Regions from separate parts of the Mus musculus genome. Here all the other regions are linked to region 4. A link is a loop called in an ENCODE intact Hi-C map of the cell type or tissue named here. Cell type or tissue: left cerebral cortex. All regions are shown on one strand.

Region 1 (8,000 bases), 74 kb after region 4:
GGACACCGATGCCATCGCAGTGCACGTGGTCAGAGTGCTGACCTGCATCATGAGTGGCTCCCCTTCGGCCAAGGTGAGGATGCTTCACTTTCTGTGATAGGAGTCAGAGGTGGAGGTCATTGTCCTCATGTTTCCAAAACTGGCCTGTCACTCTTGTTCCCTGGAGAGCATGTGAGGGCCATTGTCGCTGGGGTGTGGTTCGATAGGCTTGGTGGGTGTGGTCATCAGTGTATTCTGGGAGTTGGGTGTCCTGGGTCCCGGCCATGTAGAGAAAGGACACTTGTGAGCTGACCACCATCTGTAGCCTTCTGAGATGGATACAGGCCACTGCATCCTCTGTTGTCCTTGTTCTTTCTGCACTGTGACCTAAGGCAGAACTAGCGAAGGTGTTCCGCAGCCGAAGGGAGTGCAAGTTGCCCACAGCACCCATAGCTTTGCTTGCTTCCACACTACTTTTCAGGAGGTGTTCAAGGAGCGCATTGGCTACCAGCACCTGCAGGAGGTCCTGCAGAGCCACGGACCCCCTACCCACAGGCTGTTGCAGGAATTGCTCAACATGGTGAGGACCGGGCTTGGGGCCTGGGTCCCAAAGACAGCTGACCCGAGCCAGTTCCCTACCCTGGAGGACTGTTAACTGTGGCCAGTGCAATGTGTGCTGTGGCTTACCCGTACATGTCAGTACCCTGAGATGAGCCCTCTACACTATAGGCCTGGAGGACTATCCCAGGAACATACAGTTGACAGCTTGGCCATACTAGGCTACAAGCCAAAAGCATGGAAATTAGTAGGGCCGATCACTTGGTTTACTGATCCCGATCGTCCACCTTTGGCAAGGCACCAAGATGGGGTGGCATGTGTTGCTTTCCCATACTGTGCACAACAGGAAGTGTCATAGCTGGCAAGGGGCCACCAGTGACCGGGATTGTCACATTCTTTCCACCTACAGGCTGTGGAGGGTGACCACAGCATGCACCCACCTCCACCAATCCGCAACGAGCAGCCAGTGCTGGTGCTGATGCAGTGGCTACCAGCACTGCCCACAGCTGAGCTGCGCCTCTTCCTGGCACAACGCCTCTGGTGGCTCTGTGACAGCTGCCCTGCCAGTCGCACCACCTGTGTGCAAGCAGGCCTGGTGGGCTACCTGTTAGAGACACTTAACACGGGGACAGCCCTGGGAGCCCGCTGCCAGGAGCAGCTGTTAGCCTTGCTGCAAGCTCTGGGTCGAGTGTCACTACGGCCCTTGGAGCTGCGTCGCCTGCTGCGCCCCCCACCGGGGCTGGACTCAGAGTCAAGTGGAAATGAATCTCAGAAGGCTCGCCATGCAGGCGCCGTCATCCGGGCACTGTCGGGCATGGCCCGGCACCGGGGTCCTGCACGTGCCCTGCGCTACTTTGACCTCACGCCCAGCATGGCTGGCATCATGGTGCCGCCCGTGCAGCGGTGGCCAGGAGCCGGCTTTACCTTCCATGCCTGGCTGTGTCTACAATCGTCAGAGGCGGTTCCTACCTCAGCTCCCAGCCGGCCCCTCCAGCGGAAACAACTGTACAGGTGGGTAACCGCCAAGGGCTAGGGATCCACGGCCAGAGTGAGCAGGAGGGAACGGGCATAACCAGCTTGCTTGCCCCCAGCTTCTTCACCAGCAGTGGCTCAGGGTTCGAAGCCTTCTTCACGGCAGCTGGCACCCTGGTGGTGGCCGTGTGCACACGGAAGGAGTACGTGACCGTGAACTTGCCCGAAGTGTCCTTCGCGGATTCTGCCTGGGTGAGTTCCCGTCCTTCTCATGTGGCCCAGGGTGGGGTGAGAGCATGGAGAGTCAAACATGGCTTGAGCCACTGTAGCTTCCTTCCCTTCTAGCACTGCGTGGCCATTGTGCATGTGCCCGGGCGCCGACCCTTCAGTCAGAACCTGGTCAATGTCTTCAAAGATGGCCATCTGGTCAAGACAGTACCTTTTCGCTTTCCCTCCCTCAGTGAGGTATGCCAGGCAGGTTTGGGAGGCCATGGGTCAGTTGGAGGGGCTTGGACCAGTGTGACCTGGAACCCTGTGTATCTTTAGCCTGTACTGCTCTGAAGTACATAGTTTGGGGAGTCATCATGAGCTGGATATAGGTGGAATCCCAGGCTTTGCTGGGCGGGACCTGACTGCTCTCCCAATCCTGACCCTGCAGCCTTTCTCCTCCTGCTGTATTGGTTCTGCTGGGCACCGCACAACGACAACCACCACAGGGCTTCCCGCGTCATCAGTCTCCACAGCCTTGGCTCACACTCACCCTTCCCTCACCCGCTCCCAGTCAGTCCCAGCCTCCACAGGCCTGGGCTGGGGGCCTGGACTGGGGACCCCTCTGCAGGAGGGCAGCGTCAGCTCTACCCTCGCAGGCACCCAGGACACTCGGTGGGGAAGCCCCACATCTCTGGAGGGTGAGCTGGGGGCTGTAGCCATCTTCCATGAAGCCCTGCAACCATCTGCCCTAAGGGTCCTGTGTAGCCTGGGTATGTAGCATCTGTTGTCGGTCATCCCCCTGCCTCTACCCCATTGTCCTGATTCCAGGGCATCAGATTTGCTAAGTGCTCAGGGGTACCCAGGGAAGATGGCACCCCTGGGAACCTGTCCTCTGGGCAGGCAGGGGAGGAGGCAAGCTATGGAGAGGGTTTGGCCAGAAGACCTAAGGTCTAAAGGTTTGGCCTTTTCTCTCCAGGGCCCAATGAGCCAGCACCCTTCAAGCCTGAGGGTGAACTACATGAGTTTGGCACCAAGTTGCTCCTCCATTATTCACCGCAGGTACTTATGGGTTAGGGAACCGTCAGTGCCTCCTGGCTCTGTCCTCTGGCTCCCACTTTCAATTTGTCTCTCCCTTCTCCATTTGATCCAGGCCTGTAAGAACAATATCTGTCTGGACCTGTCCCCTGGCCATGGGCTGGATGGCCGTCTGACAGGACATAGGGTGGAGACATGGGACGTGAAGGTACGTGCATCTATGTGTATAGTGTACACAGGGAGTGTCGGGAGCAGTGCTGGGCCCTGGCAGGGTTTGGGAGACCAGTTCGAGAGAGTCCAGGCTTAAGGCGAGACGCTGGTTGGGAACTGTCCTCTCATTCACCACTGGCCCCCTGTCCCAGGATGTGGTGAACTGCGTAGGGGGCATGGGTGTTCTGCTGCCCTTGCTGGAGCGAGTGGCTGTGCAGCCCCAGGAGGCCGAGGCCGGCCCGTGTGAAACACACGACCTCGTAGGACCTGAGCTGACCTCAGGCCGCAACACTCAGGGCCTGCTTCTCCCCCTGGGCAAGTCCTCAGGTGAGTGACCTTCACTCCTGGACTCGGGGTGGGGGTGGGGAGAAAGTCTTGGTATGGTGCTTGGGATTGTGCTTGAGGTAGTGGCTTCTGGCACACCCTTGACCAACCTCTGCCCTCTTCCTGGTGGCCGCAGAGGACCGGATGGAGAGGAACGCAGTGGCTGCCTTTCTCCTGATGCTTCGGAACTTCCTGCAGAACCACACCGTGAATCAGGAGAGCCTGGTGCAGTGCCAGGGTCCTGCCATCATAGGGGCTCTCCTGCGCAAGGTGAGGCATGGTGCGCGGTTGGAGAGAGAGACAGGGGAGGCCTTCTGGACGGTGGGGCCTAAGTGAACAGGCAGGAAGGTGGCTCAGGTGATGGCAGCAGAAGAAGTTGGGCCGTAGCCCTGCCTGCCTGGAGGTTGTATTTCAGAGATGGCAGCGGCCCTGAAAAGCTGTGAGCAGGGATGATTCTTCATGCCTGCCGCTGGGAAAACTGGAAACTAGTGGCTGGGACAGCAGGCAGACAGAACCTGACATCTCAGCCCTCTGTTTCCCTCAGGTCCCCAGTTCGGCCATGGATATGAATGTGCTCATGTCTGCCCAGCTGCTGATGGAGCAGGCGGCTGCTGATGGCGGTGGGCCCCTCCTCTACCTGCTCTATCAGCACCTGCTCTTCAACTTTCACCTCTGGACCCTCAGTGACTTCGCTGTGCGCCTGGGTAGGTGAGGGGCTTGGGAAAGAGGCCTGGGTACAGGGCAGGCAGGGCGAGAAGCCACAGCCTCCCTCTATAATCTGAGAGGACATAGAGGGCAGAGCCCTGCCCTGGAGGGCGTGAAGAAGCTTTCTGCTGATGTCCACCCAGGTCACATCCAGTACATGTCTAGCATGGTCCGTGAGCACAGACAGAAACTTCGGAAGAAGTACGGAGTTCAGTTCCTCCTCGATGCTCTGCGCACGCACTACAGGTTAGGCTGGCGGGCCCTGGCGGATGTTGGAGGTCCGGCTCAGCAGAGATTGGTTTGGGGACAGGATGACGTTCTGCCCCAGCTTACCTGCCTGTTTCCCCATCCCACCCCACCCCGATTTTACCTCTCCTACTCGCTGGCTATGCTTGTCGGACCTGCCAGCCCGCAGCGCGAGCGCCCCCTAGCGGCAGACGACCTGCGTACAGTACAGACTTCCCTTTTGGGTCTGGTGCGTGAGTTCTTGGTTAGGAACTTCTCGGTGGAAGACATGCAGGTTGTATTGAACTTTTTGGCAGCTACCGGTGACGATGGCCAGGTAGGCTGGAGGTTGGGGAGGGTGAGGCTTGGGTGAGAGGTGTCTAGGCCAGCTGGGGAACCCATCCTAGGGTGACATTCCATGTATCCTCAGGTGGTGGGCACCCTGGAGCTGTTGCTAACCCTGCTTCAGGGTTCTCCAGTGCAAGACCCCTTGGCCGCCTTCCTGCTGGAGCTGGGGAACCTTGAGGTGCTGCTCGCACTGCTGGTGCGGCCAAAGTCAACGCCCCTTTTGACCGACAGGGTCTGCAAGGTATGCCCAGCCCCCTCCTGACCTTTTAATCCCATTTACTGAGGCCGCCGGCTAGAAGCTAAGGAAACTTTAAAGCCACTTTCACAGGCCTCTTCTGGAGCCACACACCCGTGCAGTGGCCCCTCCTATGTTAAGTCCTCTGTGATGACAGCCCCTTGGTCTCCCTCACACAGATCTTGCGAAGACTGCAGCAGAATGAGCGGTTACCCGAGCGGAACCGCCAGAGGATACGGCTGCACGACTGTGGTCTCCAGGGTCTTGTTGCTAGCTTGTCGGAAGAGAGCATCTCTCCCCAGCTCTGCCAGGGCCTTTATAAGCTGTTTGTAGGGACAGGTATGACCTGGCTGGGACCAAGAGGCAGATCAGACGGAGGAGATCAGAATGCCTGCCCAGCATGCACAAGGCCTTGGATTTAATCCCCGACACAGAAAAATAAAACACACACACACACACACACACACACACAAAGGACAGGTGCAGTAGAGGGAGCAGTAGCATCTGTCAGGATAGGGCTGGTGGGAAGAGGGAGTGTTCACATGGGGACAGGATTGAGGTAGTCCCCTCTACTGTGTCAGTCCCTCAGGTTGTATCTCCAGACTGCCTGAATCTCTCAGATTTGTTGGCTGTTGTACAGCTGTCCCTCCAGGCTGACCTCAGTGTCCGCCTAGACATCTGCCGTCAGGTAAGAGAAAACGTGTGGGAGATAAAAGGGTGGCTTCTGCTCCCTGGAGCTCCTTTTGCCTTTCTGGGGTGGGGCACCTTTGTAGGTCCCTGCTGTTAAGACCTTGGGATGGGGATCTAGGGAAGCAGTCAGATGACCTCTTATTTGTTGTCCCCTGGTTTGGCAGCTCTTTTACCTCATCTACGGACAGCCAGACGTCGTTCGGCTGCTGGCCCGACAAGCTGGCTGGCAGGATGTGCTGACGCGGCTGTATGTCCTCGAGGCTGCCACAGACAGTAGTCCCCCACGCTTCCTCCCAGAGCTGCCGATCTCTTCAGAGCTGGCCCTATCTCCGCCGCCCACTGAGTTGCCCGCTGACTCTTCTGACGTCTTCCTGCCTTCAGAGTCCCCTTGCCCTGACCAGGATGCTTTCTACCAGGCCCTCTCCCCGTTCAGTACACCCTTTGACCTGGGTTTGGAACGGGCCAGCATTGGCTCGGGCAATACCGCTGGTGGCGGCAGCAGCAATGGGACTGTTACTCCGGCCAGCCAGCCTGGCACACCCTCCCCGCTGGATGGGCCACGGCCCTTCCCAACTGCCCAAGGCCGCCACAGCTCCAGTCTCTCCAATGTGCTGGAAGATGGCAGCCTGCTAGAACCCAACATCAGTGGGGATGATACCTCGAACACGAGCAACCCCCAGGTGAGGTGGCCACCTTCTGACATTGCACTGTGTCTGGAGAGGACACCTCAGGAATGGAGAGTTGGCAGTGTGGTCTTTCCAAAGATGCGGTCTAATACCAGAGCTGGTACTGTCACGCAGTTGTGTTAAGCCCGGGAGAGGAGAGCAGCAGCCACATAGGGCCCAGGCTTTGTAGGGCCTACAGATAGGATAGACTGTCTTCTCTAGAGGAAGAGGCAGTGCTCTTAGCTGCTGAACCACTTCTCCAGCCCCACTTCTCTTTGAGGATTCCTAGGCAGCCTTGAAGACTTAGAGTAAGGCCTTTGTGAATATCTCCTCTCTGAAGTCCAACAGAACCCCAGGTTTTCCCCTGGAGTTCAGAAAGTGGCTGAAACCCTTAGGCCATTTTCCTAAGGCCTTGGTGCCAGTCTGGCTGTTTGCCGAATGCTGCCTCTCTTCATTCCTGCCTGTGGGTAGACAGGGGGTGCTGAGCAGAGATTCCCCTCCCCCACAGCCCGCAGCCCACACCACCTTCCTGTCCCCACAGCAAACCCCTGAAGAGGAGCTGTGCAACTTACTCACCAACGTGCTATTCTCAGTGACGTGGCGGGGCGTGGAGGGCAGTGCGGAGGCCGCCTGGCGGGAACGTGGCCAGGTCTTCTCCGTGCTTACCCAGCTGGGGGCCTCTGCCACACTTGTGCGACCACCAGACTGCATCAAGCGCAGGTAAGAGGTCTGCGTCAGGAGGCGATGGGTCTCTGGGAGCCAGGAAATTGCAAGGTCGGTACTGAGTCCCTCTCTTGGCCAGCCTCCTAGAGATGATGTTAGAGTCAGCCCTGACCGACATCAAGGAGGCTCCCCCAGGAGGCCTGGCCAACCTTTCCCAGCAGGCACTGTGGCTGCTCCGTTTACTGCAGGATTTCCTGTGTGCTGAGGGCCACGGTAACCAGGAGCTGTGGAGTGAGAAGGTACGATTATTCGGAGGGGTGGAAGCCACACACATTCTGCGTCCTTATAACCTGAGGGTGTCTAGTCTAGGAGATGGGAGGGTACACAGGGCAGTCTTGGATACATCAGCGTTGGTATCTATCAGCCTGTTTAGTCAGGCCAAGCATTCAATGGATGGCAGCGTTGGAGTTGGGCTGGGTATACCTTACAGTGAGTGACCTTGACTCAAACCTTACTTAGCCTCCAGCACAAACTTTACCTAGTTTTCTCCCCCAAAATCCCTGTCCTTGTTATGGCAACATGCTGGAAATATGTTCTGTGTGGCAGCTCTTTGAAGGTGTGTGCAACCTGCTTGATCGCCTGGGAGCCTGGCCACATCTCGCCAATAGCACAGCAGATCTCCGGGAGATGGCGCAGATCGGCTTACGTCTTGTGCTTGGATACATCCTATTGGAAGACCCACAGGCAAGCATGCAGGAGGGCAGCAGAGGTGGAGGTCTAGCTGGTGGGGGTCCAGCAATTGGTACCATCCTCATTGCCTTGCACCTACAGCTGCATGCCCAGGCCTATGTGAAGCTGCACACACTGCTGCAGACCGCAGTGCCGACCCGCCGGGAGGAGGCGTGCTACGTGCTCTCCAAGCTGGAGGCAGCGCTCAGTCGGGCGCTGACCACCTCGTCTTCCGAGACTGAGCATGCGTCTACAGCCGTGGCAGCCTCTGAGCGCTGTTCGTGGTTGGTGCCACTGGTCCGCACGCTGCTGGACCGTGCATATGGGCCCCTGGGACTGCAGTGGGGGCTGCCCTCCTTACCACCCACCAATGGAAGCCCCACCTTCTTTGAGGACTTCCAGGCTTTTTGTGCCACAGCCGAATGGCGCCACTTCATCGACAAGCAGGTGCC
Region 2 (8,000 bases), 58 kb after region 4:
AGTCAGGCTACCTTACCTGCTTAAAAGCAAATAGCAGCCGGGCGTGGTGGCGCACGCCTTTAATCCTGGCACTTGGGAGGCAGAGGCAGGCAGATTTCTGAGTTCGAGGCCAGCCTGGTCTACAAAGTGAGTTCCAGGATAGCCAGGGCTATACAGGGAAACCCTGTCTCGAAAAACAAACAAACAACAACAAAAAAAAGAGCAAACAGCAACCAGGGCCGAATAAGTGCCACTGAATTACTCTCTCCTCCCAGTATAAAAAGAGGTTGACGGAGCCGGGCGTGGTGGCGCACGACTTTAATCCCGGCACTTGAGAGGCAGAGGCAGGTGGATGGATTTCTGAGTTGGAGTCCAGCCTGGTTTCCAAAGCGAATTCCAGGATAGTCAGGACTACATGGAGAAATCTTGTCTCACAAAACAAAAGGAGAAGAAGGAGTTTGACTGCGGCAGATGGTCACAGATGCGTTTGCTTCTTTTCTTCTCCTCCTCCTCTTCCAGGAGATGGCAAGCCCATGAGCAACGTGGCTCCCTGTCTGGGGCTTCTGTTATAAAGCTGGCCCAAAGGAGAATGATCTTCCCTAACAGCTCCCTTCAAATGTCACCGTTTCCTAAGCTCGGTGTTATCCTGGGTTAACCTGGTTCTGTCTGGGACCTTCCCTTACAGTAGGAGACGGGGTGGCTGCCAGCCCCTGGCATAGAGGGTATCTGTGCTCAGGAAAGGTAAGCTCATACTAAGATGCATAGGGCGCTTCATACTGATCGATCCCTAGGACCAATAGGAGCCATCTGGACCTAGCAAACTTTCCCCTACCCCTAACAAAGAAGCTGGTTCCCACCCAACACCAGGGGCTCCCTCACTTCACAGTCCAGTCACAAGGAAAGGACAGACAGGGTGTTGGTGACAGTGGCCCAGAAATGACTCAGCCAGGCCTAGATCCCTTGTTCCTGCTGTCCCTGCAATTCTCATTTGGCTTGTCTGAGCCTCAGTTTCTTCATTCATTAAAGCCGGCATGAGGCACCCACCTCCTTCAGGCCAAAGGAACAAAAAATGACTGACAAGTGCCGGGCCCTGGGAGGAGGGGCTCCCAGCAATGGAGCACCTGGGCAGGATTCCTAGAGGGAGTGGGCTACTGTATGTATCCTAAACTTGGTAAGGACGCCGCTCCTCTGCAGGTAGGTTTGTCCTGCAGTCGACTGATGATTCCTTCCATCCAGCTCAACACTAGGCGAAACTAAAAGGTAGCACTTGTCTTCCATAAAGCTCTTAAAACAGAACCTTGCACGTAGTTAGTGCCACAAGTGTTCGTCATGGGCGAGGTTATTATTAGTATTGTTGAAGGACCCTAGTCATCTCCACGCGAACCACAGTCCTTTCATTGAACAGCGATAATTCCAAGCCCGATAGGTTCTGTACTCGGGTTAAAGCCTTTACGGGCCCCTCACTGGGGAGGATGGAAATAATCCTGCCAGTGGCTCTGAATGGACTCCGCCTGCGAGAGGCGGAGCTCCATGCGACCTCCCGGGCCGCCCTGACCCCAGGCTCCTCCTCCAGCCTGACTTCCCCGCCCTTTGGACAGTCCTAGGAGAGGCGGGGCGGTGGCCGCTGCCACAGACAACCAAGTGTAGGAAGCCAGGCGGTGGCCGGCCGGGAGGAGGAGGAGGGGCGTGTAGACTTTGGTGGCTAAGTGCGACAGGGTCAGGAGCCGCGGACTTCCCCCAGCAGTGTAGCGCCGCTCCGCCCCGGAGTGACGCCCTCCCGCCCATGGGCCTGGCCCGGGGCAACCGGCGGGCGGCGCGGAGGAGGCGGCGACAGGTGGCGCGCAGCAGGGCCAGAGCCCGGTCAGGCCATGGCCGCCTCGGAGCGGCTCTACGAGTTGTGGCTGCTCTACTACGCGCAGGTGAGCCCGTCTCGCCCCTGGTCCGCGGGGTCCCCAGATCCGCGCACGCAGTGTCTGCTGCACCTGCGTCCGGCTCCCCCGGGGCCGCAGATCGGCGCGCGCACGCGGGACTTCAGCTCCGCGCACACGTGCGTGCCCCTGGCTGCCGGGCTACCTCGGGCATTTGTGCCAGGGGACAGTGTTCGCCGGTGAGCGCTGTATTGCAAGTCCTCAGCGAGACCGCGCAGCCTCAGTTGCCCTGGCCAGTCAGTTCTCACCCTTTTCACAACTGGGTAAACTGAGACCTGGAAAGAGAGGGACTCAGTTTGCTGGTTGGTTGCTTCGCCTGAGAGGCGCATTCGCGATAGGTGGTCATGGTGGCTAGAATGTCATGTAGGCTGGGGGATCCGGCAGGTGCCGCTTCTGACAAGTACATCAGACGTTCGTCACTTCAGACTCCTTCAGAGTTCTTAGTGATGAGCTCTTACTGTACTTGAAGCAACTTTAGCCTACCTCCATTCTGCAATGGGCCAGGGAGGATGGTGAGGTCAGGAGGGATGGCTGAAAGGGACCCTCGTTTCAGGCTGACTCCGCTGGTATCAGAAGGGGAGCGAAGGGGCTGTGATGCCTCTGACTCAAACTCTAGAAGCCTCACTTTCCCTTTTGCACTGGAAGCAGGGAGTGATCCCGGGGTTATGCCTCCCTCCTTGCACCTGCTTGGCACTAGGTGCCTAGCTCAGGTGTGCCCTGGACACAATGGTCCATTGTGTGTCCATGAACAGCTTGTCACTGGGAGAGCAGGGATATGGGGAGAGTTCATGCTCTACCCTGGCCCTCTGAAGAGGCTGCCTGATGGTTTGTCTAAGTCTGAAGGGCCACAGCTTCTTTGGTCTTCTTGGGCCGGTGGCATGTAGTAGAGTCCCACTTAGGGTAACCAAGTCCGAGCTCATTGCACCTTTAAGCCTTTACTTCCCGGCTGTAGAATCAACGCAGTTTTACCCTCAGGCCACCTGGACTTTGTAGAGAGGGAGCCACTATGGCTGGTGTAGGTCAGAAAAGCCTGCCTCTCCTCCATTCAGCCCCTGTATCTCCATCTTCAAGGGAGATCACCATGTGAAGAGAACTTAAACCAGGTGATGAATCTGCAGAGATGTCACCGCTGGGTTTTCAGGCTGGGTGGTAGGCTGCTGGAGATGTTCTGGTCCAGCTTCCTGGGACTGTACCCTTTCATAGTGGCTGGGCTGTTTGGTTTTGAGCTGTTGGCCACTTCTGTCTGCTGTGCTCCCACCGCCTCCCAGAAGGCTTAGGTATGGAGCTCAAGCTGGCTGGTTGTAGAAGTGGAAGCCTAGACAGGCAGGGGGCAGCCTGGGACCAAGCCAACAAATAAATCCAGGATGTGAGAGCAAACTCAGGAGTCGGGTGGGGCCGGGCTGCCTGGGGAGAGGAAGCCAGGCAGCCACCCAGTGCAGCCTTCCTGCCTGCTCCAAAAACACCGTCCCACTTCTCGGTGCTGGGTTCCCAAGGAAAGATAGTGCTGCTAGGGACCCGCCGTGTGTGTCACGGGGTGTGTAAGGCAAGGGCGGATCTGACAGGTGTTGCGAGACCCTTCGCCCCAGCATGATGGCACATGCCTGTAATGCCAGCATGAGAGAGGTTGAGGCAGGAGGATTGCCAAATGTCTGAGGCCAATCTGGGCAACAGTCTTTTGAGACTTGTCTCAAAAAGAAAAAAGAGACCCTTTTTTGTCAGTCCACAGCCAACCAGCCAGCAGCGCAGGTGGCCCCTCCCTTCAGCGGCAGAAGCTACCATCTGCTGGCAAACCTGTTTCCCCAGTTGTGGGTCTGGGTGAGGACAGAGGGGGAAGCACCCTAGTTCCTGCCCTTCTTTCCCCCAAAAGACCCTAGATTTAGATCTGCCTTCCCTCCTCACATGAGTCCTGCCCTCTTGGTGGGCTCTGAGAGGAGTGAGAGGGAGGGGACAGTATCAGAGTGTCCCTGAAGATAAATCAGTTGGTGTGCCTCAGGGTCCTCTTGGGGAAACCAAGGCAAAGTCACCAGGAGAGTTCCTTTAGCCACCCAAGCCTTGGTCTTGTGGTCAGGAAGCCTCAGGTGGCCCTCTACCTGGAACACCACCTGTTGTTCCTCTTGGAGCGTTTTTAACCTTCACTGCCCTTGCTTCCCAGAACTTAGCATTTAGTAAGTGTTCCCTTCCCTGGGTGTTAGCTGAATGACTGGATGAGAAGATGACCAGGGTAGTGACCAATCAAGGAAGTTATCCCACAGCAGGCAGAGTTGGGATTTTGAGGGCTGGAGGCCAGGAACAACAGGAATGAGCACATAGCAATAGGAAATAGAAGAAGCAAGCTTTCAGCGAACATGGCATGTCTTTCTCTCTCCCTCTTCCTCTCTCTCCCTCTCCCCCTTTCTTCCTCTCTGTCTGTCCCTCTCCCCCCTCTCTCTTTCTCATTCTGACACCCCCCTCTTCACCTTTAATCCCACCACTTGAAGGCAGAAGCAGTCAGATCTCTTATGAGTTCCAGAACAACTTGGTCTACAAAGTGAGACCCTGTCTGAAAGAGGAGGAAGAGAAGCAGCATCAAGTTGTCTGAAGTAGGGAGCAGGACAGAGCTGCCATGGTGAATGGGTAGAACACACCTACCAGAGTCCTCAAGGAAGAAACAGGAGAAGCTCAAGAGGACCAGGAGATGGGGACAGCACCTGGCATGCTGGCACTTGGGAAGGTTAATGCAAAATAGCCTGTAAATGAGCAGCCCCTCTGCAGGCTGGAGCAGTGCACGCACGTGCACACACACACACACTGATGGGGGAGCTGAGGATCACAAAGAGCCTGGCAGGACAGGGAAACTGAGCTGAATTCTCCAAGTATGCCAGTAATGAAGGACTCAGAAGTTAGGTCAGAGTAGAAGCTCTTTAGTTTTGCTCACCTTTCTCTCTTCTTTTATCCTTGACCAGTGCTATCTCTCCTGTCTCATGGAAACTTACCAGGCCTCTCTGCTCCTCTAGACCCATTAGATGTCCTGGAAGTGGAATTACAGTCAGTTTTGAGTCACCGTGTAGGTGCTGATAATAGAACCCAAGGCTTCAGGAAGACCATACAATGCCCCTAACCACTGGGCCACCTCTAGTCCCTCCACCTTACTAATTATCTAGTTAGACAGGGTTTTCCTATGTAGCCCTTGATGATCTGGAACTGATTATGTAGGCCAGGTTGGACTTGAACTCAGAGATCTGCCTGTCTCTGCTTTCTGATCACTGTGTCATTCTCAAGAATTGAACTCAGGTTGTCAGCCTTGGTGACAGTGCCCTTACCTGCTAAGCCATCTCACCAAGTCCCCAGTGTATTGGTTAAGCTAGACTGGCCAATGAGCTTAAGGGCTCTGCCTGTGGTGGCGTCCTGCCCCTGCCTCTCAGAGCTGAGGTGATGGATGCGTGCCCTGGCTCTTGTGGTGCTGGGGAACCTAAACTCACACTTGTGCAGGGGGCTTTACCGGCTTAGTCAGATTCCTACGTCTCTCGTTTATTTTTGGTTGTTGTTTTGTTTTTTGTTGGTTTGGTTGGTTGGTTTCTTGAGACAGGGTTTCTCTGTGTAGCCCTGGCTGCTGTAGAACTCACAGTAGACCAGGCTGGCCTTGAATTAAGAGATCCAACTCCCAAGTGCTGGGGTTAAAGGTGTACACTACCACTGCGTGGCTCTACTTTCTTAAATAGGCAAAAGTACCCAGCTCTTGGTCCCTTTCACACCTGAGGGGCAATTGGAATTTCTTTCTTCCTGCTTTTGTTGCTAAGGTAATTGAAGGAGGAGGGAACTTTAATGACAAAAAAATTAGCATAGAGCCTGGAGTTGGGGGGGGGGGGAAGGCTGGTATCCTTGGGGTTGTTATGACAACTGAGGAGGTGATGGGAAATGTGTGATCCCCATGGAAACAGGGTCAGTTACTATGGAGACCATGGCAGGGAACTCTGTTTCCATAGTGATAGGACAAGGCAAAAAGGCTAAGGACCTTATGTTATATGTTATGTGTTATGTGTTATGGGGCCTTTAGGTCCTCTTTGTCCTTCAGGTAAGGGGCAGAGGCTGTCCTGGACACCCAGGCACTTACACCACTCTGCTCAGTTGCTTCTTGCTCCATGGGCAGGTTGAATGTTCCGGCTCCATCCCATGGCCTACAGTCCTTACAGTGTAGCTAGAAGCCACCCATGGCCTGACATTGCCCTCTCTCCTCCTGGAGAGAATTTAGGCTTGGGAGGCTATGTAGTTCAGAGCTATCTGACTCCAGTTCTTCCTCCAGTCCAGACCTGGAGGAGGAGGAGGGACCTCTGACTGAAAGGCATTGTCCATATTGAGCTGTGAGCACTCTCCCTACTGCTTGGAGCTCTTCCCTGCCTAAGGCAGCAAGTTGGGATTGCCCTGGAGGCCTCAACTCTGCCCTGAGCATAGACAAGGATGGGAAGGTTGTCCTAAAATGCCGGGACAGACTGGAGCTGGGCTGACCAGAGCCCCTGGCCTGCAGCTCCCTGTCATCCTACCCTTGGGCAGGTGATATGGATGCCACCAAGCTGGGCTTGGCGGTGCACTCATTTAAACCTTGTACTTGTGAGGCAGGGGCAGGCAGATCTCTCGGTGATTTTGAAGTCAGCTTGGTCTACGTAGTAAGACCCCACCAGCCTCCACAAAAGGAGATAGCCAAGGCTCAGAGAGTTTTATGTTAGGTTAACAAGCTACCCAGTGTTTAAACAGGGCCTGAGTTCCAAAACTCATAACCCTCAGCCACCAATTCCACTAGTAATTAATAATCCCTACCTGTGCAGCAATGGGTTGTGTCTTCCAAAGGTTCTGGTCCTGACTGAGGGCATTTCTGAAGAGGAAACATGGAAAATAAAAGTGTGTGCAGCCTTGTGGGATGGGAACAGCGCAAGCCACGCCCTTGGACTGGAGATGAGGGCCAGCACATACACAGGGCCTCAAATGTCGGAGGGGGTCGTTGATTTGCTCTGAAGGCGGAGCCTGTGCCAGAGTGGTGACTGACTGATTGCGCGGTGGTGATGGTGATTGCGTGGTGATGGTGATGGCCACTTGAAGCTTTCTGTACTGGGCGTGAGCTTCTTCACATAGCTTCATATAGCTTAGCGGCCCCTGTCCCTCAGGTGGAAAGCTTTCTCCCAACCAGTGCCAAATAGACTTGCCCTCAGCCCACCTCAGTTACCTCTGAGTTCTAAGAGAATGGCAGTTGCATGACCAAGCAGGAACTATCTGTGCCTCACTAACCCTTGGGAGGGGAGCTTTCTCTCCCAATATTCTTAGAGTATATTTGGGGCTGGTTGGGGACGGGTTAGGGCAATGACCAGCATCCATCCTTCTATTTTCTCCCCTGTAGCAAGGTCCAAGTACTTCCTCCTGGGCTGAAGGACTCTTGGGTGGGCTTGGCTTGTGTGGTTGTTCCTCGTCTGTCCTTCGAGTCCCCTTCAGAGCTGGAAAGGTCTGGAAGAAGCCAATAAGGCAGAGGCTCTGAGAAAGATACAGATCTCAAGCCCCCCACAGACACAACTTGTAGGCTCTGGACCCTGTTACAAGCAGCACCACCAACCATCTTGCTCCTGCTCACTGCCCTGCCCTGCCTTCTGATCCCTGCTTCTCTAGAGACTCTGATATTTAGCACTATAGCTTCAAGCAATGGTGTTCAGGTCAGAGCTGGCCTGAGGCCTCCTAGGGAGAAAGAGTGAGGCCCAGAAGACATGGACAGGCAGCTACTCCTATCACTTCTGTGCTTTTGAGATTCCTTCATGCCCCTTCAGAGTTCATGAAGCCCGCCTTGATTGGCCTAGCCCTGAACCTGACTCACCCCAATTTGGAGAGTTTACAAGACTAGACAGGCTAAGGGATAGAAAGCTGGAGTCATAGGGGACTGGAGAGATAGCTCAGCGCTTAGGAGCACTGGCTGTTCTTCCAGAGGACCCAGGTTCAATTCCCAGCACCCACATGTCTGTATGTGGTTTGTTTCTTTGTTTCCCCTTCCAAGCCTTCCTAGCAGTTTTCTTCCCCATCAACTGGAAGACCAAGGTGCCCAGATTCTGAGAAACACAGATCCGGGATCTGACTCCCTCA
Region 3 (8,000 bases), 260 kb after region 4:
CTCTGTCTCTGGAGTGCTGGGATTAAAGATGTGCGCCACCACTGCCTGGCCAAGATATTTTTTTAACTAGGGTTGTGTACCAGTGTAGTAAATATATTTATTACTGTCTACATTTCTGGGCTTTTCCAGTGAACATTGTGATACATTTTTCTTCATCAGTCTAGAACTGTATTATCCATTAAGCCTTCTGTATAAGGTTTTGTAATAGCCTTGTTATTGGCTGGCCTCAAGTGGCAGTCATCTCATCTCAGGCTCCCACGTGGGTTTGTAGGTAGGCACCACTACAGTGTGGCTACTGAGCACTTGAAACGGGACTCTGAGTCAGAAGGTCTAATTTAAAAATTTTATTTAACTTTAATTCATTTCAATTTAATCTTAAATAATGTATGTGGATAATAGCTACTGTATTCTAAGGAACAGCATCTATCTAGAGTGTGACAGACTTAATAGTCATTTGATGGATCAGAACATTGAAGGGAATGGATTGGCTTATCCTTCCAGTGTCAGACTGTGTCTGGAGGAGCTGTGTAAATGACCCAGGTACTCAAGTGCCTCACTGAACAGCGTCCATGTAGACACCTCAGGACAGAAACAGTGATATGTAGCTGGGAGTAAAAGTAATGTGAGGAGAGCAAAGCAGGATGGGGCGTATAGCTCAGTTGGTAGAGTGCTTGTCTAGCATACACAGAGCCCCGGGTTCGATCCCCAGCAAGGCATGAAAAGAGTATGGTGGCACACAGCTGTAATCCTAGCACTGAAGAGGTGGAGGCAGGAAGGTAAGGAGTTCAGAAGTCATCGCTGGCTACACAGTGAGTTTAAGGCCAGCCTGTGCTACATGACTTTTTTTTTTTTTTTAAAGAATCTGGAAGAAGATGGCACACACCTTTAGTCCCAGCACTTGGGAGACAGAGGCAGGTGGATCTCTGTGAGTTTGAGGTCAGCCTGGTCTACAGAGTGAGTTCCAGGATAGTCAAGGCTAAAAGAAGAGATCCTGTCTTAAAAACAAACAGAACAAGGGGGGGGGAAGTGGGGGAGGAAGGAGAAGTAAAAGTAAAAGTTAGCAGAGAGTGAAGGGGTGGCCAGGAAATGAGAAGTGAGTTTTCTGCAGGAACAGTCCTCCAGACAGAGGGAGCAGCCCGGGGGGAGGTGAGAGTGGGCTTAGAGTGCTGGATACAGTGAGGTCGGCCAGGATAGAAGAGGCCAGAGAGATGGAGAGGCCAGAGCTACACGGCTGGGATTTCTATTTCATTCTCTATGGGAGCACATATAAGGTCAGAAACACAATATGGAGTGTAAAAAATAATTTAATTAAAAAAAAAAAGAAATCTCTCCCTAACATTTTTTTAATTTCCTAAACATTTACTCCCTAATTTAAAAATTTATAATGGCAATAATTTTTTATTGTTTTTTAAAAAGATTTATTTATTTATTCTATGTATATGAATACACTGTAGCTGTACAGATGGTTGTGAGCCTTCATGTGGTTGTTGGGAATTGAATTTAGGACCTCTGCTCACTCTGGTCAACTCCACTCGCTCAGTCCCTGCTCGCTCTGGCACAAAGATTTATTTATTATTATATGTAAGTACACTGTAGCTGTCTTCAGACGCACCAGAAGAAGGCATCAGATCTCATTATGGGTGGTTGTGAGCCACCATGTGGTTGCTGGGATTTGAACTCAGAACCTTTGGAAGAGCAGTCAGTGCTCTTACCCCCTGAGCCATCTTTCCAGCCCCTATAATGCCAGTAATTTATAATGGCAATAATTATGGTGCCTGATAATAAAGGCAATAAATTTAGAACATATTTTAGTATCATTATACATCAATCACCCCAAAACAGTGACTGTGACACTAACTAGTATAGCAGAATGAGAGGGATTAGTGAAACTCTTGATGACTTTGTCCACATAGATCACATGTACAGATGGACAGAGAAGCTAAACTAGAAAGACAGCCACCGTTAACTTTTTCAATAGAGAGATTGGAAATGATTGTTTCTTTATGAGGACTCTGAAGAAATATATGTGGACAGTTATTCAGTTGTTTGTTTTGAGACAGGTTCTCACTGTGTAAACCAGACTGGCTTGCCTCTGACTCCTGAGAGCTGGGGTTAAAGGTGTGCACCACCACTCCTGACTAGGATGAATCTTTGACTGTGATGAAATAGTTATTCCATTTAAAATAGTCTCAATAAGGTAGATTTTGTTGTGTGTTTGAGATGTTGCCTTATGTAGTCTAGGCTGGACCTTGAACCTGAGATCCTCCTGCCTCAAACTCACAGGATGTGCTGCCGCATTCAACTCAGCTAAACAAATTTCCAGAAAGGATTTGTTTGTTTATTTGTTATGTGTGTGACTGTGTGAGTATATGCACACATGTGGGTGTGCAGGTGAGTGTGCCTACGACAGACACCCAGGGATGTCAGAATAGGGTATCAGATTCCTAGGAGCCAAGACTGCAGGCATTTGTAGGACTCTCCTTGCTACATGGGTCCTCATGATTGTACAGTAAGCACTATTTTTGAACATGGCTCATGTATTCTTCAGGTAGTTTCTTAGTGTTCTACAGCTGTGAAGAGACACCATGGCTACAACAACTCTTATACAAGAAAATATTTAACTGAGGCTTATCAATGGTTTAGTCCATTATCATCATGACAGGAACATGTAGGCAGCAGGAAGAGAGAGACACTGGGACTGGCTTGAGTGTTTGAAACCCCAAAGCCCATCGATATTGACACACTTACTCCAACAAGGCCACACCTCCTAGTCCCTCTCAAGTAGTGCCACTCCCTGATGACCAAGCACTCAAATAGCTGAGCCTTTGGGGCCATTCTTATTCAGACCACCGTAGATTGTCATGTCAGTTCAGTTAGGACGGAGTGACCGGTGGGCCAAGACTCATCTCTGAAGAGCTTCTCGTGCTTCTCCTCTTCCTTCTAGTGCCCTGGAGGCTCTCATCAACTTTGCTTATAATGGCAACCTTGCTATCGACCAGCAGAATGTGCAGTCCCTGCTGATGGGGGCAAGCTTCCTGCAGCTGCAGAGCATCAAAGATGCTTGCTGCACGTTCCTCCGAGAAAGGTGAGCGAAGCAGGTGGTGGGTGCCGTGCTCTGTCCTGAAACCCCTGCCACCTTGCTGAGTTAATGGTGTGTCTGCAGTGTTTTGAACAACGAGCTGGGAGTTACTCTGTAAAGATGGCATTTCTTGGGATCAGCACTGTGCAGGACCCAACTGTTTGGCCATTTACATACACTGTTGTGGCATGGCATAGACTCTTTGTGACCATCCCTTTTCAATCTGACCAGCAGTTCATTTAGCTAATTTATCCCCCCTTTTTTGTTGTTAGTTTTAAATTTATTTTTTTGAGAATTTCTAATGTGTTCTGTATTTACATCATTTCCATCCATCCCTCTCCTCTGTGCTCCCCAGCTCCCTCTCCTCTGTGCTCCCCAGCTCCCTCTCCTCTGTGCTCCCCGGCTCCCTCTCCTCTGTGCTCCCCGGCTCCCTCTCCTCTGTGCTCCCCGGCTCCCTCTCCTCTGTGCTCCCCGGCTCCCTCTCCTCTGTGCTCCCCGGCTCCCTCTCCTCTGTGCTCCCCGGCTCCCTCTCCTCTGTGCTCCCCAGCTCCCTCTCCTCTGTGCTCCCCGGCTCCCTCTCCTCTGTGCTCCCCGGCTCCCTCTCCTCTGTGCTCCCCAAGACCCTCTTAAATAATGACTTCTTTTTCTTTTATCATTTTGTGTGTGTGTGTGTGTGTGCACATTTAAATACAGTCTGTTGTATCCATTTAGCATTGCTCATAACTTAGCTAACTTCTCAACAAACTAACATTGATTTATTTGGCACTGTTTGCTTTTTTTATTTATTTGTTTATTTATTTATTCGAACTGTTCCATAGCCATCTCCATGTTTGTTTAGATCCTTAACCCACATGAGTCCCTTTTTATACGCAGCTCAATCAGATCCCACCTTTATGTCTGTCCACTGGAGGCCGTCGTTGTGAGGTCGTTTAGGGTGATGACCGCGGATTATACTCCTACTGTTTCTGCTTCCTGGCAAGGGGTTTCCTGGGTTCTTCTGTGATCTTTTAGCTGATCAGATAAGCTCTTCCTTCCCTTCAGGGGACAGTGCTCTGTCATAAGCTAAAGGCCATTTAATCACCAGAGATTTGGAGGTGAGCTTTAGGCTGGGCCATACACAGGCATGGAAGAAGCAGAAGAGCTCCCGTGTGCATTTGATGTTCTTCCAAGTCCAGTCTCCATGCTTAGCCTGATGATCAACGTGCCTTCCACCTGAGCCCTGTGCTCAAGAACATCATCCTCTCAGAGCTGACCTCCCCTTCCCACCCCACTCCACCAGTCCTGCCCACTGAGAGTGTGTGTGGCCCCTGGAGGGTCTCCACATCCTACCTATTTGATGCCCGTGGGCATCACTGAGCACTGTCATGTGCACACTGACACACAACTGTGGCAGTGATGCCTCAAATGTAGAGGTGCACCTCAGCTAGCTGCAGGGCAAATGGTTTCACCTTGAGGCCATGTGTTGCAGGTGGAAACCTTGCAGCTCCAGGACCAGCCTTGTCCCTGCCTTAGGACACTCTCTAGAGGAGGCTGGAGGGATACAAGCACACACACACACTCGCGCACGCGCACACACACACACACACACACACACACACACACACAAACGGATAATGACTTGCAGATGCAATGGGTGCTGCCAGTTGCTATTCTTTACACTTTCATCAGAGGACAACAGTGCCACCTAGGGGCTTTTGAGGTTATCGCTGCAACACCAGACGTTATCTGTCATAAGGCATTTTCTCTTCTAGATGCTGAGCCGCTGGACAAGGTGGCACACATCCTTAGTCCCAGCATCCAGGAGCAGGTGGGGCTGGATGAGGCCAACTTGGTCTACATATCACCTCTAGGTACATATGTAGTAGATTCTGAGGGATCCAATTCCCCAGCTCTCCTGTTTCCCTCCAGGCTACATAGACCCTCACTCAAACAACAACAAAGCCCAGCAGTTCCTTTTCTGTTTTAGATAGGTCTGCAATAGCGCAGCACGATACCCTGACAGTCTCCTTACGTGCAAAACTGAGCTGTCAGTGAAGCGGACGGCTGTGGAAGGAGCTAGTGAAAGACACAGGTCTCTGCTTCCTTCCTACCTCTATCCTGAGTGGGTGTCTCGCCTGTGAGGCCACTCTCTGCCATTCCCATCTGCGGCCTCGCAGGTTGCCTTCCCGTACTCCTTCCTGTGGGGTGGAGTAGCACAGCTCACTCAGGAAGGCACGACCAGTGCTCCATGTTATATCAAGCTGACCAAAGTACATGCAGCGGTCCTAACCTTTGGAGAGAGTGGGGAGGGGAGCAGAAGGCGCGAGCTCACCCTTGCCCCATCATCTGTGGGCTCCATTCAGCTCCCGGTGTGTGCGGTTGGGTGGATGGGCCCCAAGTGAGGCACCCGCTGTGGGAGCTCAGCTATCCTCATTGCCTTACACCAGCTTAACGTCTCTTAAGCGACACTTCTCCTCAGCTCAGCCCCCTGCTCCTTGCTGTCTAGTCTCGGCTGCTCCACGGGGATTTTGTTTCCTTGGCCTCAGAGAACCCACTGAGGAGCCAGATGTTGTCACTTGTGACTGTCATCGAAGCACTCGTGAGGCTGAAGCAAAAGCATGCCTCAAGTTTGAGGCCACTTCTTAGACCACATAGAGAGTTCCAGGGCAACCAAGACTCTAGAGGGGAACAGGAAAGCTGGGTAATTGGATCCCTCAGAGTCTACTCTGTCACAAAGACTGCAGAATCCTGCTCGGTTTGTTTGAGAGTAAGAAAGCAAATATAATAGGAACTTTAATAGCATCCAGCTTCATGCCAGGCACTGTGCTGAGTGCTTTTGCCTACATTCATTTTGTTTGTTCCATGCATGTGTGTGTCTGTGTGTGTGTGTGTGTGTGTGCCTGTGTGTTTCGTGTCCGTGCATGCATGTGTGTGTTTACATGAGTGCACACGTGCTATGTTGTACATCTGGAGATCAGAGGATAGCCACTGTGTGGGTCCCAGGGATTGAGCTGAGGTTCTTGTCAGGCTTTGCAACAGGCTCCTTCATCTACTATCTCACTGGTCTGAAAATGCTACTTTTAAATTTTACTTTTAATTTTATCTTCTGGTGTGTGCTTGTTGATGTTACTTATTTATTTGGAGAGGGGCATGCATGCCACACAAATGAATGGAGGTCAGAGAACAGCTTTCAGGGGTGTATGGAATCTCATTTCATATCGTTGAGGCAGGGTCCCTCTTGTTTCTGCTGCTGCTAAGAACTGAGTCTAGAACCCACTACAAAGCCCCATGTAGTGGTACACATTGGACATCCCAGCATGCCCACTGTGGGACTGGAGGCAGAGAAGAGAGACATGAAGGACATGGGCCAGCTTGCATGGAGTTCTGCTGTTGTTCCTAGGGTTTTGAACTCTTAGATCATGGAGCCTCCCTCTGCCTAAAAAAATGTGTAATGGTCCCTGAATAAAGGTGACTCTTCCATGCCTTTGGTGCCTTCCTAGTGCCTAAGAGGTGGACTCGTGCCCTGGATACTCAGAAAGCGCAGCATCTGGCTTGGTGACAAGGCATCCCAGTGTGTTCTCGCTGTCTTCTCATGTGACAGTTAGGTCATAGGACTTCCTGACAGTCCATTCCACTTTGACATGACAAGGCCACGCATGCCCCAGGAAACAAAGACTTAAGGCTAGCCCATCTAAGCCGATACCTTATGAAGATGGGTCATGGAAAATGGTACCTCACACCATAGGGAGTTTCTAACAATGCTGGGAACAAAATTTAGCTTTTGTCCCATGGCTGTACTCAAAACCATTTAGAAAATGACTGAAGATAGCACTATTCCTTCCTTTGATCCTTCTTTTTGCATCTCATGCCAAAGGCTTCACCCCAAAAATTGCCTGGGTGTGCGCCAGTTTGCCGAGACGATGATGTGTGCTGTGTTGTACGATGCAGCCAACAGCTTCATCCACCAGCACTTTGTAGAGGTGTCTCTGTCCGAAGAGTTCCTGGCCCTGCCCTTGGAAGACGTGCTTGAGCTGGTGTCCCGGGATGAGCTGAATGTGAAGTCAGAGGAGCAGGTCAGTGAGCGCAGCCACAGTCTGCACAGGCAGAGCACACACTCCTTCCTCCCTTCCGCCCATCCTTCCTCCTGTCCATCTTCCTCCTGTCCATCCTTCCTCCTGCCCATCCTTCCTCCTGTCCATCTTCCTCCTGTCCATCCTTCCTCCTGTCCATCTTCCTCCTGCCCATCTTCCTCCTGCCCATCTTTCCTCCTGTCCATCCTTCCTTCCATCCATCCTTCCTTCCATCCATCCTTCCTCCTGTCCATCCTTCCTTCCATCCATCCTTCCTCCTGTCCATCCTTTCTCCTGTCCATCTTCCTCCTGTCCATCCTTCCTCCTGTCCATCTTCCTCCTGCCCATCCTTCCTCCTGTCCATCCTTCCTTCCATCCATCATTCCTCCTGCCCATCCTTCCTCCTGTCCATCCTTCCTTCCATCCATCCTTCCTTTCATCCATCCTTCCTCCTGCCCATCCTTCCTCCTGTCCATCCTTCCTCCTGTCCATCCTTCCTTCTATCCATCCTTCCTTCCGCTCATCCTTCCTCCTGTCCATCCTTCCTTCCATCCATCCTTCCTCCTGTCCATCTTCCTCCTGTCCATCTTCCTCCTGTCCATCTTCCTCCTGTCCATCCTTCCTCCTTTCCGCCCTCTTCCTCCTTCCTTTTTCCTCCTCCCCTCCCTTCCTCTGCCAGTCCTTCCTCCTTCCCATCTTCCTCCTTCCCATCCTTCCTCCTGTCCTTCTTCCTCCTGCCCGTCTTTCCTCCTGTCCCTCCTTCCTTCCATCCATCCTTCCTTCCATCCATCCTTCCTCCTGTCCATCCTTCCTTCCATCCATCCTTCCTCCTGTCCATTCCTTTCTCCTGTCCGTCTTCCTCCTGTCCATCT
Region 4 (8,000 bases):
CTGAGATGGTTCCACCTTGGATTAAAATCTACGACGGAGCTCCTGTAGGCAAGGCCCAGGAGAAAATCATTTTAGGAAAGATTCCTGCTATTAATATGCTTTTCCTGTGTGTGTGTGTGTGTGTGTGTGTGTGTGTGTGTGTTAGTGTGTGTAAAACAATCACTAGCTATTAGCCCACACTTTTAAATAGATCTCTGCAGAACAATGAACAAATAGATGATTTCTTAATTCTTAATGATGATCCTGTAAGAATTCCTAAAATTATATCAGTATTTATCAAGCTTTTATAGTGGGATGGCTATTAGGGTCTCTCTGATAATCAAAACTGCATTGAGAACTCTGCCAGTCTTTAGTGTCACGAGTGAATTGCTTCTGAGATAGTAAGCAGACATTCTGCAACTTAGAGCACATTCCAAGAGGTTGTAAAACCATCAACCAAAGATCATAAAAAGGGAATTATGATTTATTATAGGTGCTAGGACAGAAGATAAAAATATTGACTGGATTTATCTATATAAAACTTCACTAGTAACTTATTGTCTTCAACTCTCCATGAACCTGTGGAGCTGTGACAGGTGATGAATATTTAGCCAGATAATTACTCCTAATGGATAGGCATGTAAACATTCTCTGTTGTAAACTTATTTATGATTTGAATTTATGTGTAAACTTGTGGTGAACTTTTGACCATGTGATCGTGTCTTCTGAAAGATGTGTCAGTGCTGAGGATACAGAGAGGAACCAGAAGTGAACTGAGGAGAGTTTTTTAGACAGCGCTGAACTCAAGAAGAACTCAGAAGTAAAGGCATAGCATTGGGAGTAGTGGCACTGAGAGTAAGGGCATTACTGTGACATCAGAGCAGGAGGAGAGAGCAGGATTAGAAGGAGAGTGCAGAGCAGAATAACTGAGAAACTATAAGGCAACTTAAAATACAAAGAGAGCAGTATGCAGAATGCTAAGGGGAAGAGAAAAAAAGAAGCTGTAGAGAGAGCAGAAGGAACAGGCAGGCTTCTCCTGACCATGGGACAGAACAGGTCTTTTCTTAATAGCAAAGCAGGTTTATAAAAGAGAACAAAGCTTTCTTCTTACAGACTTGGGTTTAAGTTGGGCCCAACTGGTTTGAATGGAGATGTATAAATGTACATGCGTGAATCTGTATATGGATTTATGTGAGTTTGTGCTTATTTGCTTATGTAAAAGTTTTTCCTCCTGCTAGCATGATGTTCTTCTCCTGGCTCAATAGATGTTTACTGCTCCAAACCTCTCCCCGCCTGACAAGCAAGGACAAAAGGGCAAAGGCTCTATCTAGCAGTTAATCCTTTACTTAATCTCCTGCTGGTTTTAAATTTTTTTTTAAGATCTATTTATTTATTTTATGTGATGAGTACACTGTAGCTGTCTTCAGACACATCAGAAGAGGGCATCGAATCATATTACAGATGGTTGTGAGCCACCATGTGGTTGCTGGAAATCGAACTCAGGACTTCTGGAAGAGCAGTCAGTGCTCTTAACCACTGAGCCATCTCTCTAGCTCAATCTCCTGCTGTTTTAGGGTAAGATGCTAAATGTCAGAGACTGCAGTTTCTGGCCTCAAAGGGACTCAGGCAGGTCAGCTACAGTAGCAAAGTAACTTAGACTTACATGGCTAAACGTTTTGTTTTTATACAGCAACCCTAAATATCTCGTAAGACCAAGCCTTACCCTCTCCGCTGCCTCAAGAAGAACCAGAGCAAAAAAGAAGATCCACTGGGGCTGGCTCCTGGCAGAACCGCAGGTGTAATCTTCCTGGAGGGGAAGCTCCAGATGGCTATGCCTAGATTAGTCTTAAGGCTGCCACGCTGTCATCTGGAGAATCAGCTCAGAGGCTCACAGCTCAGCCAGGATGTCATAAGCCCAGGCTCCAAGATCACAGCTGAACCCCAGTACACCACAGCCTGACTGAGAGAGGGGACCCATAGCTCTGACTGAGGGAGGAAAAGAGATGCATTACCGGTAGCAGGGCAGAATGGGGGGTGGGGGGGAGCAATGTGGTTGCCTCTAACCTGCGATGGATGGTTTTATGTGAAATTCCTCAGAGCCTGCCCTCCTCACTCTCACACTGGGAGGGGTCCAGAGGACCCATGTAGGAGTCTCTCCTTCATTCCTACCAACTACTGCAAGGCCCTGTGAGGGGTCTTAAGAGGACACTCTCTGTCTCTGTCTCTGTGGCCTAAGAGTCCTGAGATGACCACTGCGGACTCTGACTAGAGACCTGGAGCAGAAGGTCAACCTTGGCCCTGCCTACCCCTCCAGGCAGGTCAACCTTGGCCCTACCCACTCCCCTCCAGGCTTAACTAGGCTGGCCCAACCCAGGGTTAAGATCACAGAGCATAACCTCTGCATTCAAAGAGTTCAAATCCAGAGCAACTAGGAAATGAAACAACAGGCCTCTACTAAATAGAGGTTTATTTGCAGAAGTTGAAAAAAGCTCAGTTTGCATACATATGTACAGATCCCAGCTTTGAGCCACTCGGCGTGGTGGGCACCCTTGGGCGATGAACAGGTCACACCAACAGAAACTGAGACTCAGTAGGTTGGCTCAGTTCTCAAGACCCAGAAGTACTGGCCAGCCTAACCCCCTCCCTGCCTGAGACCATCTTCCCACAGGATGTGTGTGCTGAACAGATCAGATGGGACACGGACAACATGTCAGTCAGAGTCACAAGCCTCTTGTCCGGTGGTGGCATCCACTGCAGAGGCCAGGCTGTCCTCCTGGCCTTTTAGCCGCTCACCTGGATGGAGAGCAAACAAGTGGAAAGGGCTGTGCTGAAGCCACTGTCCTGAGGGCAGGACCCAGCCCACGGGGCAGCCGGCACTTACGGATCAGCTCCGCGATGGCTCTCTGGGTCCGCTTTTCTAGCTTCTCTAGCTTCTTGGCCACATCTCTCTTGAGATCCCTGGAACAGGAAAGAGGGGAAACTGAGAAGCTAAGGGCTTTCGTGGTGTGGCCCTGAGATCCTCCTGCAGTGCTTTGATATTTATATCCTCAGCTGCCTGAGATGCTGCCTGCTCTGCTCTTCTGGACCCCAAGACCCATCATTCTTCCCAGCTCCACTGAGATAAGGGGATGTGTACCACAGACCCAGTCAAGGCGGACACTGAGACACATGGTGGCTGGCTCCTTGGGATCCTCCTGTTATGTCCCCACTAAGTCGGCATCGGAGAGGAACTTGCCGTGGCCAACTGCCAGCCCTATTCCACCTCTTGCCACAGCCTCCGACCCCCACTCCTGGGGCTTCCAGAATTCCTAAATTCGGCCCGAGTTCTCTGGCGCTGCAGTTCCTACAGCACACACCTCATGCCTGCTTCATCAAATTAAAGCACTGTGGTAGATCTGTAACCACAGATCTGCAGGTACCAGAAAACAGCCCTGACCTCTGGGACAAGGCACCGAGAGATATGCCTACAGCCTACAGCACCTTCCCTCACCCATTTTCAGAGGGGCTTCCAGGCTTCTGGGCTTGAAGAGATTGGGTTCCCTACTTTACAGTTAAAACAGAGACGTAAGCCCTATCTGACTGTCCATCTGCTTTCTTCCCTGTAGTATCCCGAGCACAAAGGGGACACTACTCAGATGGCCCAGAGCAGGGGACTTTTCACCCCTACAGAAGAGGCTTGAAAGGATGGCTGCTCTTTCATCCCTCGGCCCTCTTCAGCGCTTTACTCTCAGCCATCACCCATGCCTTACTTAGCCCTTAGCCCTGACTCTCTTGGGCAGAGCTGGGCTTGCAGTGCTCGTCCCTACCTGTCCCTTGGCTGTCCTCCCAGCTGAGGCCTGTGACATGCACCAAACACTATCACCCCCACCCCCCAACACTCACCAATCAGGTTTCCGGGGTGCCAGGTTGGCCAGGTCCTAGGGAGAAAGGAGACAACTCATCAGGGCCAAGGCCCAGCCTCAGGGGGAGCGGAGAGCCAGGGCACAGAGGCAGAAAAATGTCGGCAGGCCAGGAAGGCAGTAGGGTGGGAACAGAGACAGTCAGAGAAGGAAGCAGCCCCAGCAGGGAGGGGCCTCCCAGGGACTCACCACTTCCTCAATGACAGGCTCTGGCTTGGCTGCCTCCAGCTGCTCCTTCACCTTCTCCTCCACTAGAGGGCGAAAGAACACAGGCCTGCAATGTGGAAGCTGCCACTCCAGAGAGAACAACCTAAGGGGCCCCAGGGAGGAGCAGGGACCCCACTCAGCAGTAACTCTGGAAGACAAGTCTAGTTTCCTAGGTTGAAGGCAGACCCCAGAGCCCAGAAAGGGACAGAACAGGCTATAGCTGGAGTGGACAAGGTGTCCAGATGTGAAATGGGAGGTGGCTGTGTATATGGGGAGTGTGGCATTAAAGTGAAGGCCCTAGGAATCTCCTCCAGGTCTGGCATGGCTGGAGTCTGGGTGTCTTATCATTCCTTCCATCCCACATCAGACTTACAACAGGCACCTCCCGCCTCCACCATGACCCTAGGTCTCTGAGTGTCCCCTTCTGGGGACCAACAGTGTGGACAGCCTTCAGACCTGTCACGAGGGATGTGTCCCTGTGACCTTCCTTTCTTCTGCCACACTTGAGTCCTGGTGGCCTCCTTGTATAGGACAATGGCCAGTTTCTCATCCCCCTCCTACAGCCTGTGGGACGTCCTTGCCCGACCCTGCCGCTGCTCCACAGGGTGGGGAGAGGATTAGCAAGAAACAACTGGGCAACTGCTGAACTATGATAAGGTATTTATTCATTCATTACTTGTACAAAGAAAAGCTGGTATCAAAATTAAAAACTGGGGCTGGAGAGATGGCTCAGAGGTTAAGAGCACTGACTCTTCTTCCGTTGGTCCTGAGTTCAATTCCCAGCAACCACATGGTGACTCAAAACCATCTGGAATGTGACCTGATGCCTTCTTATGGTGTGTCTGAAGACAGTGACATGTACTAACATAAAATAAATACATTCTTTAAAAAAAAAAATTAAAACCTAAGATTTTTAGATAGGCACGGTAGCACATGCCATTAATCCTAATACTTGGGAGGCTGTGGCAGGTGGGTCTCTGTGAGCTCAAGGCCAGGCCGGTCTACACAGTGAGCTCCAGTGAGACCCTGCCTTAAAACCAAACAAAGCCAGATCCTTCAGAACAGAGGATGGATGACCCTGCTCCTGGACCAGGAGGGTCTCTCTTCATCCTGGGGCTCTCACCCTTTGACTAGGCAGTGGGGAAGCCTGGGCAGGGCTCTCTCTGGCCTCTGTGTTGCTGCTGACTCCTTCCTTGCCTTGCTGCCCAAGTGCCTCAGGTCACTTCTGCTCCTCATGCCCTGAGGGCCTGTGGCCCCTTCAGGATGGCAGGTGCAAGGGCCTCCTTCCTGTGCTCCTGGCCCTTTTATGGTCCCTGAGAAGGTGTGTGAATGCCTCGGAGGCCCTGTCTCTGGCCCTGTAGCTCTTCTCTGAGGGCGACTGGGAAGGACATGGGGGAAAAGGATTCATGTACCTGCCACTGGTTTGGCCTGGGGGACCCGCCTCCTCTTCAGGTCTTCATCCTCTGGGACATAGTTCCGGAGCCTGAGTCCCCTGTGAGAGCAGAACACAGGCGCGTACACCTCAGTGCAGGAGTGGGAGGGGAGGGCGCCTGCCACATGCAAGTTCCACGGTTCCTCCTGTTTGTCTGGAGGTGGCCAAGTGAAGGGAAGCACAGAACTTAAGCATCCCCCACCACACAAACGAGTGCGCACACTCACACACGCGCACGCGCACACACATACTGAGCCAGGGTGACTGAGGACATTTACTAGTTATCTCCTGGGTTGTCTCCATTTGGAAAGGAGCATGTGCCATTTTCACGAGGTCACAAAGCAGAGATTGTACATCCGAGAGCAAGGCTGAGCCAGAGCTCCTGGGTTGAGTCACTCCTCCATACCAGCTCTCCAAACCCAGCCAAACCTCCTCAGAGCCTTCATGTCTTGGAGCCAGTGTATGTCACACAGCTCATCCATCGCTTTCAGTGGACAGGGTCTGCGTGTACTAAATGACATGAAGATTGTGTGTGTGTGTGTGTGTGTGTGAGAGAGAGAGAGAGAGAGAGAGAGAGACAGACAGACAGACAGACAGACAGACTGCAGTGCAGGGCGGCCTTTGTACAACATACAAAAGATTCCAGGAGGTGGCTTCTGGATCTGAGGCTATAGTGGATTCCACCAAAACACAGGAGAGACAAGAGGCTGATGCTCTGTTTCATTACCTGATGGGAGTAGCCCACATGGAGACAAAGCACAACCATATGCCACAATCCGCTCACCGGCTGCTGAGATCTACAGAGCTCACACCCTGACAGGTCTTCGGAATTCAACTAGAAAACCCTCAAACCTGGGGGTGTGGAATCACAGAGGCCAGAATTACCCAACATGAGCCCAAACCCAGGTCTCTATTCCACTGTCTTCAGGCAGTCTCCCAGCTCAGCAGCTCATCAAATCCAAAGAGGTTTATCCCTGGGAAGAGGGGACCCTGGTTACCCCACAGGGCAGCAAGGTCAGAGTTCCCGAGGGACTACTGGACTTAATTAAGGTAAGCATAGACAGTAGACAGACCCTAGGCCAGAGGCACAGAAGAAACACCTGGCTTTCCCACTCTGTTAAATTCTGGCCCCTCAGAAAGTCCTAGTTTTTCAGGTCAGCCTTCCAAACGTCAGAGCTCTGCCCAGGCGAGGTTAAGCATGCTGGTGGCTTCCCCAGTCCCTGACAGGGCAAGCCATTCCACAGGTGAGGTGCACGATGCCTGTGGCTGCACAACTAACTAGTGGCCCCAGCTCACATTCCAACTCACCACGTCTTCCCTCTTGCCAAGGTCCCTGGGGCCAGGCTAAACCCAGGGAGTGCCGGTACCCACATGCCAATCAATCGCACATGTCTAGGGGTCTCCTGCCCCTGTTCCCTATGCCTGCTTAGGCCTGGGGTGAGCAACAGGTCACTAGACACACAGTGAGAAGTGGAGCCTATCTGCTACCATGGCTTTAGTTCACCACAGGGTGGAGAGAAAAGAGGAACAGAAACTGGGTGTGGGAAGAAAACGGCAGGGATTAGTGAGGAGAGTAAAAAAAAAAAATCCCAACCCCACCACCAGATCCAGGGTCCATGAGTAATCACAGGGGACTAGGCAGCAGCAAGCTTCACCTGCGGCTCCGTGTCCTCAGATGGCCACCAGCATGAAGGGGCCCCAAAGCCTGAATCCCTGTGTCCCTGGCCCACTGCCCAAGGGCAGGGGTCTCAGGGAAAGGGGCACGGAGTTGTGCTTGGGGCTTCTCTAAGCAGGTCCAAGATTTAATTCCCTCTTCACAAACAACAAATTAGGCACAGACAGTTTAAACATCCACTGGCCGGCCTTGGAGAACCAAGCCTGCCGACACAGAAGTAATAAGCGAAGAACAAGAACGTCCCCTGAGCACCTGTCTCTTGCTAATGGTGTCTGGAAAGTTGGGCTCCCCTGCACCCTCACAGGCTGGAGAGAGAAAAATGTAGCAGAATCAAGGAGGAGCAGGCCCTGGCAAAGCCCCGGGCTGCCCACTGGGACCCCATCTTAACAACGGGTGAACCTGCACGTCACTTCACCAGAGATAGAAAGAGCCTATACAACACCAGGGCAGGTGGATCACCCCTCGGGTGTATGTGTGTGTGTGTGATGTAACTGGGCGCCCCGTCAGTCCCAAAAGGAAGGACCAGGGAGGGAACCCCTAGGCCAGCTGTTGGCGAGAGGGGCAATAAGGTCTATGGAGAGAAGGAAACAATCCGGAACTTCAGGTGGGCTCCAACGTAACACCCACGGCTCACTGGAAACCAAGCATGTACTAGAATTGTCAAAAACAGACTTTACAGTCAGGTGTAGTGGTGGAAGCTAGTACTAAGAAGCTGAGGCAGGAGAATTGCAAATTTGAGGATAGCCTGAACTTAACAGTAAGACTGTTTCCCCAAAATATAAAGTAAAAAAGAAGTAATTTTCCACTT

Evidence for each region. Peaks named below come from ENCODE experiments on the same cell type or tissue, not always from the same donor. Only the 100,000 strongest peaks of a DNase experiment are listed, where the experiment ranks them.
Region 1: it touches region 4 in a loop (8-fold over the local background); 26 of 42 quality-filtered maps call a loop at or near these places.
Region 2: a loop joins it to region 4, with 2.4 times the contacts of the local background. A loop is called at or near these places in 14 of 42 quality-filtered maps.
Region 3: it touches region 4 in a loop (3-fold over the local background); 13 of 42 quality-filtered maps call a loop at or near these places.

Annotation. Positions count from the first base shown.
Region 1 is chr9:110,631,853-110,639,852 of GRCm38, reverse strand. Nbeal2 (neurobeachin-like 2) reads left to right here. Exons shown (of 54, transcript NM_183276.2): 11 at 1-73; 12 at 461-559; 13 at 947-1,548; 14 at 1,629-1,761; 15 at 1,855-1,974; 16 at 2,168-2,489; 17 at 2,696-2,778; 18 at 2,870-2,962; 19 at 3,117-3,291; 20 at 3,425-3,558; 21 at 3,833-3,992; 22 at 4,137-4,239; 23 at 4,402-4,555; 24 at 4,649-4,807; 7 more. Mir8107 (microRNA 8107) reads left to right here and starts at 3,738; the gene lies at 3,738-3,854. In left cerebral cortex, CTCF peaks have their summits at 4,226 and 4,440 (motif pointing left); DNase peaks (open chromatin) are centred at 4,430, 5,788, 7,548 and 7,750.
Region 2 is chr9:110,647,795-110,655,794 of GRCm38, reverse strand. It overlaps Nbeal2 (neurobeachin-like 2), which reads left to right and starts at 1,634. Exons shown (of 54, transcript NM_183276.2): 1 at 1,634-1,898. The coding sequence starts at 1,848. It also overlaps a transcript of Ccdc12 not described here. In left cerebral cortex, CTCF peaks have their summits at 1,517, 1,718 and 3,225; DNase peaks (open chromatin) are centred at 1,605, 2,142, 3,274, 5,903 and 1 more place; H3K4me3 peaks cover 2,502 bases; H3K27ac peaks cover 3,255 bases.
Region 3 is chr9:110,445,805-110,453,804 of GRCm38, reverse strand. It overlaps Klhl18 (kelch-like 18), which reads left to right. Exons shown (of 10, transcript NM_177771.5): 3 at 2,945-3,085; 4 at 6,933-7,131. Among named protein-coding and RNA genes, the nearest start is that of Klhl18, 27 kb to the left of the region's middle. In left cerebral cortex, a CTCF peak has its summit at 4,783 (motif pointing left); a DNase peak (open chromatin) is centred at 4,737.
Region 4 is chr9:110,706,023-110,714,022 of GRCm38, reverse strand. It overlaps Ccdc12 (coiled-coil domain containing 12), which reads right to left. Exons shown (of 7, transcript NM_028312.3): 3 at 5,498-5,577; 4 at 4,068-4,129; 5 at 3,862-3,896; 6 at 2,861-2,937; 7 at 2,430-2,772. The coding sequence ends at 2,690. Among named protein-coding and RNA genes, the nearest start is that of Gm35775, 32 kb to the left of the region's middle. In left cerebral cortex, a CTCF peak has its summit at 4,125 (motif pointing right); DNase peaks (open chromatin) are centred at 1,816, 3,290 and 4,111; H3K4me3 peaks cover 575 bases; H3K27ac peaks cover 691 bases.